Regions from separate parts of the Mus musculus genome. Here region 1 is linked to region 2. The links are chromatin loops, found by intact Hi-C in ENCODE. Cell type or tissue: gastrocnemius. All regions are shown on one strand. Links, peaks and the distances in the headings refer to the core of each region. The heading gives the core; the rest is flanking DNA. Region 1 holds the start of Mab21l1 (mab-21-like 1). Region 2 overlaps Dclk1 (doublecortin-like kinase 1).

Evidence for each region. Peaks named below come from ENCODE experiments on the same cell type or tissue, not always from the same donor. Only the 100,000 strongest peaks of a DNase experiment are listed, where the experiment ranks them.
Region 1: it touches region 2 in a loop (6-fold over the local background); 5 of 42 quality-filtered maps call a loop at or near these places.

The regions. Positions count from the first base shown.
Region 1 is chr3:55,780,586-55,785,965 of GRCm38, reverse strand. All of the region lies in intron 41 of Nbea (neurobeachin), which reads left to right. It overlaps Mab21l1 (mab-21-like 1), which reads right to left and starts at 3,456. Exons shown (of 1, transcript NM_010750.3): 1 at 679-3,456. The coding sequence starts at 2,972. The coding sequence ends at 1,893. In gastrocnemius, for the core only: no CTCF peak of the experiment used is centred there; DNase peaks (open chromatin) are centred at 3,051, 3,499, 4,323, 5,128 and 3 more places; H3K4me3 peaks cover 5,000 bases; H3K27ac peaks cover 5,000 bases.
Region 2 is chr3:55,517,775-55,523,154 of GRCm38, reverse strand. The region is part of intron 16 of Dclk1 (doublecortin-like kinase 1); the gene reads right to left. Among named protein-coding and RNA genes, the nearest start is that of Gm31796, 23 kb to the left of the region's middle. In gastrocnemius, for the core only: a CTCF peak has its summit at 2,482 (motif pointing left); DNase peaks (open chromatin) are centred at 1,201, 2,163, 2,465, 2,726 and 1 more place; H3K4me3 peaks cover 197 bases; H3K27ac peaks cover 173 bases.

The sequences.
Region 1 (5,380 bases), core at 249-5,248, 260 kb before region 2:
TTGACTTTACATATGGATTTAAAAGGAAAAGGAGCAGGTTCTTTATAAGCTTTGATTTAAATGTATACACACAGCACACACTAGCACTCGGATGCCATTCTAAAAGGGGCAGGCACACTTGGAGCATTGGAATGGCAAACATGGTGACTAGATCTTATCTTGTGGATTCTAACCTTGACCATCAGAGAAGCCCCACTGGCCCAACAGCCATTTGAGATGTACTCCATTGTTTTCTTATTTATGGAACTGTAGTGTCTGTAAATTTCTTCTGAGGTCTTGGTTGACATATGGGATGTAATACTGGATATTTTACAATCATTTTCAAAGATCTTCCTTTAAATCGTTTCAAAAGCAGTTCTAAGATAGTCAGACTTGAATTTTATTCTTTATATTTAAGCTATATGCAGAAATGACACATTATATAGAACATTATTTGTAAATGGGCAAAGATAATTCTAAACTTTATTGCTACCTGAATTAGCTAATGTAAAGCCTCGGTCTGGACCCTCTCAGCACTTGTTGATCGGTGAGATACCACCAAAGCTTCTGTAATGAGACAATGAATGTGCTGTGTTTAAATAAGTAAGGGCTTGCCTTTAGGTTTTGCCATTAGCTTTCCCTGTATAGTAAGAATGAGTTGTGGTTTCTGGTTAATTTATTCTAATAACACTTATTGTGTTAAAATATATCTCCATTTTATTGCTTATATTTCATATAAAAACTTCAGAGTTTTGCATTATGGTTTAAGTTAATTTTTCTCAGATTTTGCTGCTTTTAAACTCAGTCTTCTCTATTGCTATGGTAATTTTTCCCTTATATTGTCAAACGACTACAGAAATACTAACCAGAATCAAAGTCTCAGAAGTAGGCTATAAATATATTCATTGTAGAAAAGAACCATTGAGTAAATTAGAAACTGGGGAAGTGGATATTTTCTATAGCTGTTCTAAAAAGAGCCCTTTTAACATTTAATTTTAGTGATTTTATTAACCTGTTTGTCGAAATGTTTAAAATTCTCAAGTTGACTTTTAAATAGCATCATTACCTCATTTAACAACAACAACAACAATTTAAAGAGAAACAGAAACTTGGTATTTTACTTCATTTATTATCTTCTAATTAAATAAAAATCAGCAACAGAAATTAAATTCTAAATCACAAAAGTAATTATCCAGTGTATTTTCAAGTGCATTTTCAAATATATATATAATTCAGATATTCAAGCGTTATTATATAAGCTGAATTCAAATTTTTGAATATATTTAAATAACATTTCAAGTATACTTACGGAATGTTAGAACAAGCAATATATTTGAAACAAAATGTAAACTTTTGTTTTAAGTTCAGACACTTGAAAGACAGGTAAAGTACCAGGAGGAAATCTACCTTTAAATGCATCTCTGTTCTGTGGGAAATGTCTGAAAGTTTCCAAAATGGTAATTTCAGTTCTGATCACCAAATCACAAAACACCAATATCCACACTTTCAAAGACAACATGAGATCACAACTTTTGTTACAGATCAAAATATACATTACACTTTGCTTCCGATGGTACATCCGGGCCCTGTTTGCTGGAAGGCAGCCGCACCTAAGTCTCAAGATTACTATAATCCTTTGCTGGAGTTGGCCATGGTCTTGCATTGCAGCCAGCTGTTTTGGGGTGTTGTGCACTTTTCGGGGGAGCTGGGGGATGCCTCCATAAAGATGCTTGTGGTGTGGTTTTTCCCCTGTGTGAGATGATGGTTAAATGTTGTGTTGTTACTCCTTTTAAAGGAAGAGATTGTTTGCACTGTCTCGAGAAATAGTACATAGGAATCAACCAGGAAGTTTTCATTTCGTCGGGACTTTGAGAAGAATGCTCATTCTTGTCAGCCCTGGATTAGATCATCCTCTAAAGTTTTTCCAAACTTTTTGGGTTGGTCAGGATCTCTCTTGCCAGTCGCCACGTTTGTTTAGCAGCGTTTTCCAAGGCCGAGTGGGGTTTGCCTTGAAACAGATCTAAGTTCGGTAAGAAGTAATGGGGACACCGCCGGCACTGCAGGCATGAGATGAGCTGCAGAAGAATTCCGTTCAGCCGATCGCCCAGGCAAGATTCGTCCCAGTCCGACTCTCGAGGATGCTTCTCGCACTCGTAGGACACCAGAGTCTTCATGTGGTAGTTGTTCAGGGGCTGGCCTGGCAACTCCAGGTGGCGATCACGCAGGGTTTTCAGGATAGAGAGGCATTTCTTCCTGCAGCCCCCCATCTGCAGTCTGTTCTCGGCCTCTGCAAACTGCAGCACCCAAGCATCGCTCTCAGCCGAACTCTGCTTGCCGGCCAGGGAGTGGCACTCCTTGGACAACAAATTGAACCCTTCAGCCTTAACCTCTGCCACCCGGTTGGGTCCTGGCCAGGGGATGTGGGGAAGCGGCCAGTGGGCAGCACTCCGCGGCCAAATCCCGGTGCATTTAAAGGCCGGGGTGATCTGCACCACATACCTATCTCGGATTCTCAGTTTCACTTCGCTCGTGTCAGCCACCATCTTTACTACATCTCTGTAGCTACACTTGTCCACCGCCTGAGCCACCAGTGTCTGAAACCTGGAACGGATTTTGCGTGCCGAGAGGTAGCCAGAGGCGGTGATGAATTCCACCCAGAGGGACATGCTCCTCTTGCGCCCATCGCTCAGTTTCAGCACCGCACAGCCAGGCAGGGAGCCGTCGTCCACGAAGTTAAACACCCCCATCTGGTTCAGATAGAGTACCACCTCGAACTCGGTGGGAGAGATAACCTCCAGGCCCTCGTAGCGGTTGTCCATCTCATTGAGGGAGCTGATGAAACGCGGTTCCTGCACTTCAACCTCCTTCAGGACGTCGGAGACCACTTTGCAGACTTCCCGGATGGTTTTGGCGATGGCAGCTTTCCTGGCCTGGCATTTCTCGTTGTAGTACTTATTCAGGTGGTAGACCAGCTTGGCCTGGGCCGCGATCATGTTGGGGCAGAGATCCGGATTGTACACCGGAGTCTCGCAATAGGCTGTGGGATCCAATGCGGCTGCTAGCGCTGGAGCCAACTTCGGTGGAGAAAGGGGACCACGCTCAAAAGGCACCGAGCCTCTCTCGGACTAGCTGCAGCAGGGGGCCGCCCTGCCCTGCTGGCCTTTTTTCCCCCGCTCGAGACTAGCGGGTCTTAAAGTGAAAGGCTGAGCTCTCCCCTTTTCTCCCCTCCGCTAAAGAATCCGTGTCAGAGAGAGACGCGTGGAGAGAGCACCTTCTCGGTAATAAAAACAAAAGTTATGCTGAGACCCAGCAAAGCTCTTCCAGTAGTCAAAATAATCACCCCTTTCCGTATTTATTTACGTTTTCCCGTAATCATGGTGTGTGCAGGACTGTTAATCAGGTAGAGGAAAAGTGTGCAGAGTGTGCGTCGGGGGTGAGTGTGTGTCTGTCAGAAGAAGCTGCTGTTGGTTTGTGTAAGAGCCCAGATGCACTCGTGTGGAAATTATAAAGGCAGGGCCAGGCAGGCGGGCGGCCAATCGCCACTGGGCTCGTCACGACAGCCTCCTCCAGCTTCAGCCCGGCTAATTAATCCCCCCTCGTGGATAGAAGCATAGAAACCAAAGGTAGGAAACTGCTGCCGGCAGAAACCCACCCAGGCCACCTAGACAGGTTGAAAAGCAAGATGAAATCTCCCAGCTTTGGTATAACTTGAAGCATATTGACATTTGGAAAAGACTTGGTGAAGACAAGTGGTTCTCTTTGCTGAAAAGCCCACTTGTCTGTTCACCTCTGATGAGCTATCCAGTTGTACTAATGGTCATCCACCAATTAGCGAAGTCAAAGGGGCTTCTAGAACAAAGTCACTAACTTGCATTTAGAGTAAGGTAATTAATGCCCGTTAATCCCTGGGGTCTTTTTAGTGCAAGTTAGAACTTTGCTTACTGACTGACTGCTGGCTTCAGCTGGGGGAGTTCTTTAGTCTTCACTCGTGTTCGTGTTCGCAGTCAGAATGTTTCCAAACCTTAGGCAGAGTCTCTTCTCTTTTTAACCTAGGTTTTCCCCATTTGCATTTGCTGAGAGGAATTTAAGAAGTATTGCTCAACGGAGTCGATGATATCTACCCAACTAAAAATGGAGCCTTTTAATTAAAACAAGTTCACCTGTTTGCAGTTTCCCTTGTCTGTAGCTAGATTGGCCAGTGCTGAAATACCAGACAGCAGATAGGGCTGTATGCTGTAGTGGAAACACTTCCTGAAGGTGTTTTCTGAGATTTAGAGAAAGCTTGAGTGCCATCTCATAGTGAGCTGTCTTGTAGAGAAGGATCTAGAGAATTCACAGAGATGAGCTTGCTTGGCACTGGAAGGTGTGGCCATTACAGTTTGTTTGCCCCTGCAGGCTTAAAGATGGATCTTCCACCTCAGAAACCCTCAGTGGTGACCAACAGTAGGTTCCTAATCTTATGGGATGTAATAATTTGATTATGAGAAAATGGCTAATGGCTTCCAAAAAAAATAATTTGTAACCATTCAGGTTAGGGATTTTTATTATTTATTTAAGTTTCATCTTGGAAATTTCAAAGAAATGAGCTTTTCTTTTTGGAACCTGAGGAGCTTTTGGATTTTGGAACCCTAGGGAGGGTTTTATAGGTCGCTCTTCCTTCCAGTACCATGACCAGTTGAGTCCTCAGTGCACATGAACTAAAGATAGGGTAGTTAGGGCTTATGTCGTAGTTTTCAGTTCTCTGCCTTTAGTACAAAGTTCTGTTAATTTCAAATTAAGAGAATTTTCAGTGCCCGGGTATGGTAGCACCTGTGTACGCACTGTTAATGGGCTACTGCTGAAGACTCCCACCTTTTAAGCATCACAGGGCCAGCTCTAATTTCGTTTCTTGTTACCCAAGAGTGATAGATTCCGAATTAGATTAAAATAGTACATCACATTTGGCGCTTAGATGGCCTCCTACTCCATTCCCCAAGACCATTCCCTTGGGAGAGGGAACTGGGGACCTGCAAAGCCCCTCCCCAGTTTGCAGGCATCGCGGGTGAATGCGCAGCTACCTTTTGGCAGCTGAAGAGGGGCTGGAAGAGGCAACCCAGAGCGCCAGATCAACAAGAAAGAGCTGTGCGGCAGGCAGGGAGCAGCCGCTGGGGACGCGTAGTTCCCCAGGATGGGGTGCGACGGGCAAGCGCTCTCCCCACAACCCTTGCGTATACCCTACCCCACCCAGCTGTCTTCCTTGGCTCATCTGCTCTCAGGCTAATTGTAAAGCTTTCTGGGTGTCTGGATGACCCCCACTCACATCCATCGCTGCAAAACACTCTCGGTGCCCTTCGCTCTCATCGCCTGCCCGCCCTCGAATGGCCCCAGCCAAGCGTGTGCTGTACTCAGAACACCCAGGAAT
Region 2 (5,380 bases), core at 184-5,183:
ACCTAGAAACGATCATGACTTTGATCATGATTTTGGTTATTTGTCTGAATATTCTGCTTTTCTAAGCCCTTTGTTTTGAGACCCTAATTATAAAAAATAATTAGGAGCAATAATCAAAGGGGAAATGTATATGTATTATAATATATAAAGTATATATGTATCTATATACACATGAACATATATATATATATAATTTTTTTGTGGTAAAACTTGGCAGTCTGATCCATGAAATGGTGTCAGGCAGATACTGTGCTGCGCCAACCAACAGACTCTATTATTTGAAAAACAAATGCCAAAGCTCGGGGTGCTTTTTCCTTGGTGAGTGCTATAACATGGAGCTTTTACCTGGAGATCATTTTGGAGACATTAAGGTGAAGAGAAGTTCCCTAGAACTTCTCAGAGTTCATGTCTCAAACCATCGCAAGCCATCACGCTTGTGGGTAACTCTAGAGAGATACACACACAATGCCCCTGGCAGGAGACGCCAGCGCCATTGACTGGAATCGGAAACGAGGGGACAGAATTCATAAGCTGGTTAAACAAAGTCACACTTCCCATCGACCCCCTTGCTCAAGCAGAGAAGCCAACTAAAGAATCTGACAGTTACAAAATTCAGAAAGTAAATTCATGCAGGAGCTAGTACATAGAGGGAGGGGGAAGGGAACGGTAAAACAGAAACAAAACGAAAAGGTGGAGAACTTGAAAACACAAGCTTACTGACACACACAATGCATTCTGTAGCCCGCTGTATTGGGAGGCATTTCTACTGCTAAGGTGTAAATGCATTGTCTCACCGTCTGAGAAGGTTAAGGCTGGGCTGGGTAACTTTAAAATGACAGTATATACTTCTATAGAACACACACTGAAGTGCTGCTGTAGTTCCATTTATTACAGGGCAGGAGAGCACTGGAAACATCATTGCTGCAATCAGCAACAACAGGCAAAGGCTTTGGCATCAGCACGGAATATACTGTCCTTTTAACCGTAAGGGGAAATCGATACTGAGCATGTGCGATGGAAAGAAAGCCGGCAAATGTCAGTGTGAAGAATGGGTGAAAAAAAGGAATGAGGGGGTGTGGCATCTCAATCAAGATTAAAATGAAACCGATAAAGCAGCATATGGACTGGGTAACAAATCAAAAACATGTTTATCCACTGAAGGAACTGGTAAATGGAGACTGCCAGCACGTTGCCATGGAAACACTGACTGTTGAGCTGCACCATCTCATACCTTATCCAATACATTCCTGGTTGTTGGTAGTAGTCCAAAGACCCTGATCTCTTGATGGTAAACCCGTGGTCCAGCTGAGCAGAGAGAAATGGGGCAACTCAGTGGATCAACATTGTGTTCCAGAATTAAGACTCCAGTCCACGCTCTTCATTAACTACGTACGTACGCACGCACACACAGTGATGGGGCCTTTCCTGCAGAGCAGCTAGCTAATAACATAATCTGCACATTGAAAGTAAAATAAAAATAAAGAAACACAGGACCCTTACGAGTATCCTGAATGCCAATTTCATAGGGTAGACTTGTCTGTCAATCAGGTTTTTTAATGTTTATACATTTAACCATGCCCTCAATTTCAAAAGATATGTAAACACCTCTCCTTTTGTTATACAGTAGAAAATATATGGTTAAACTGAAATCATTGTTAGTCACTGTGAATACAGAGATTGAACACCCTCCCAGTAAGATCCAGTAGGCTTAAACTCATTTTTTGTTTCAGCTTTATAATTATGAAACAAAAGAGGAAAGGAATGAGGCAAAAATCATAAGCATTTAGATTTAAGAGAGAGTTGACCTATATCTACATCTACGTCTATCTGTCTATCTGTCTGCCTATCTATCTATCTATCTATCTATCTAATAATACTCCTGAACTAAAGAAGATTTAGTTTCTCTGGGAAAATAAAATGAAATAGAAACACAGAAAAGCTTTCCATGTACATTAAAAAGCATGTATGTACAGTTAAGTGCTTAGCATTAACAAAAGACACAGTAAATACTACACAGGTTAAGTTCCCACTACTGTCCATTCTGGAATAAGATGTTAGCTTTTGGCTACCTGGGAATAAAAGCCTCAACTCCTAAGCCCTGCTGCTTGCCTGAGCCCTGTTCTGCCCACCGAGGATGCACCTTGCTTCGGAAGAGAGATTCTGGAGTCTTTTCAAGTGTCTCACTGATTTGACGCTCCTGACAGATTCTACTTCTAATGCACAAAAGGCATTTCAAAAACACGCCAGGGTCCTAGGCGTTTAAACTAGGAACCACTCTGAGATTCGGTGTTCTGATTGGAAACTAGGCTATCCTAGCGTTTGGAGAAAGCAACATGAGGTTTTAATCTTCAAAAATGTATCATTTCTTTTCTTTTATGAAAAGAAAATTGTAGCACCCTTGCTCTCTGGAAGGTGGTAGGTTGGCCACAGAGAGGGCGACCAGTTACTAGTTCTCTAGTGCCATCTACAGGCAGACTGCCAGAGAGCAGGAAGCAAGGGCTATTGAACCCGGCTTTCCAGTACCACAATTACTAGCTGATTAGTATGGATTTGTTCAATTAGACTGAAATGCTCTATTTGCATGAGCAAAATTCAAAAGGACAATGTTAAAGCATTAGGAAAATTATCAACTAAAACAATAAACAGCATTAAATGGGGAAAAAAATTGAAAGTGGCATCTTAGTCATGGGTTTTTCATCAAGCTGCACAAATCTAATCATGCCCCTCCCCCCTCCGCTCTCAGAGAGGCCACCGTTAGAATGTCATCTCTAATTCCACTTCGTGTCTATACACTGTATTTTAATAACCTTTTGTTTCCTCTCTCTCTCTCTCTCTCTCTCTCTCTCTCTCTCTCCCTCCCCCCACCACCACTTGCCCAACTGCTATGAAAGCTGGCAGGACAATGGAAACCTTAGAGACAGAATATCTATCTCAGTTTCATGCACAGCCTCGGATGCTCCACTGACCACACTACCCGACTCAATGACGCTCCATCAACCTCCCTCCTTTCAGAACAGCCCGATGACTCCCAAGAGCTCCAGTTGATAATTACTCTCCCAGCCAACTTGGGACCCTTGTGGAGCCTTTGTATGAAGCCATCTTGTAGCCTTCTTTTGGTCTCAATAATGTTTGGAATGAGAAAGAAGGCAGCAGAGGGGGCAACACGAACAAGATCACGTGGTTCAGACCAGGGGGTCTCCTGTGTTTCAGGAATGGCACTTGTGAGCAGAGAGTGCTTGCTGAGCCCATAGGCACCTTTGTTCTTGTGTCTCTCAAGAAACAGAGTATGCCATAAACTCCTTTATAACCATTGCTACTTTGTGCCAGGTAGATTTCTCACTAAAGAAAGACAAATCCCGCATAGAGACCAATGCCATACCTATTTGTTTCCAGAAAAGGAAAAGGAAAAAAAAATCTACAAACTGATACTCCAATCTAATTTTTTAAAAAAATTCCAGGAGTGCACATAATTTTAAAAAAACTATGTAAGATAAAGTCAATTTAAAGTCAATTTCATAGCCTCAGCCTCCCAGGAACATACATTTGCTCAGAGGGGGAAAATCTGCTTGAAGGAAACTTATTTTTTACTTTAATTCATCAAACAGAAGTAATCACCATGTTATATTTGTTGAAGACATTCTTATCATGGGGGAATAAAACCAGAATTATTAAATTGTCAAGTGGCCTCTGTAGACTATACCATTTATAAAAGGTATTTATTTCACCTTCCACTAAAGTCCTGTCTCACAAAAGAGTACTGCTTTGTAGTCATACTCAAGAGTTTGAAAGGGAAGATTATTTAATGATAGGGGTTTTTTTTTTCCTTGTGATAAAACTGCTACTAGTAGTCTTTATACTTAGGATCAGAAACAAGTTTATGGAATTTGCCAGTGTTATTCTGAAAGTTGAAAGCAAGGCAGTCATATTGGTCAGCTTCTAATTCCCAGCTCCGCCCCACGCCTGGAAGCTTCGCAGGAGTCCTCGTAGAAAGCACATGCTGGTGTGGGAAATGCATCCTGGAGAAGAGGCATTGCAGACCCTTTCTTCTGACATTGATATTTTTCATACTTGAGATGTGATTGACAGGGGTTAACATAAAGATTATACCGAAGTGCTGTGTAATGCCTAAAGCGACTTAAAGACTCACTGAACTCATGTGCAATTTAGAGTTACAGGGGGGGCTTGACTGCCGTGGAAAATATGTCAGAGACAAACTGAGACCTCTGTATCCAAAATAGCATTCATGCTGGGTACAGTGAGCCACACTCAGGAGACTGAGACAGGAAGGTTGCTTCAAGTTTGAATGAAGCCAGCAGGGACTACATAGTGAGTTCTAGGTCAGCAGTGTGTACAGGGCCAGGAGCAAAACAAACAAAAACAAAAGAAAAACGATTGCATTCAAAATGGTAAAGTCCTGATGCTTAGAAAACGTGTCGATGACCACTGATATTCTGTTGAGAGGTTTTGATGAAGTTATAAGAAATTCGTAAATATTTGGTTTCAGAATTTATCAGTGTCTAATTAAAATAGGATTTGCCCTCAAAGATGTATCCTGTGCTAACTGGAAAATCACGCAGAAGTCTCTATCCATAGTCATTACAGGACTCTCAGAATGCTTTAAACAAACCGTTACTGAACAGCTAAAGCAAACTTAACCAAAGACCAATTAAAATGAAATTATGGGGAAAAAATGGCCCAGGTGGGAAAAACATTCTCTGTAGCAGCCATGAGCTCCAAAGGGAGCAGAGAAACATTCCTTTTTGTGGGCATTTGGTGTTGACCACTCATTCCAAAATGGTGGCCCACTGGGGCTAAATCTTTTGGAATATCCAGACCTAAGAAAATAGAACTTTGTTTTAGCCGTGTTTTCCCGAGAGATAGAGGCTTGCAAAAATTCGTGATGGATGTTAGCTGATGACAAAGAATGCCGACATCCTGGAAAACATGGAGGGCAGTTGATATTTTTCCCCACTGAGTTTTGGAAAGAGATAAAGAGAGGCTAAAAGAACAACATGAGTGTGTAAAACCTCAGCGTTGCTGAGGAACATCCCAAAGAGTTTACATTCTATGGATAACCGTCAGTTTACCCATGTGTCATCACCCACAATGTACTGAAAAAGGTCCCTGGAGGACTGTGAGATTCCAACAGCAAGAGCAAGCACGTTTCCGTGCCTCTTGCAAAGTGAGGAAGCCCCTGCCAGACAGCTACTAATGGAGACCTGCTTCAAAGTGGTCCCTTTCATCAAAACCAGGAAGAAAATCAGAACACCGAGACACCGGTATCAAGGATTGACCAATTGCACACTGCGCATGAGCGGAGCAGCACGGCTGTCCGCAGCGTGAAATCTCTCCCAGGATCCCCTTATCGTTCTGCCTCAAG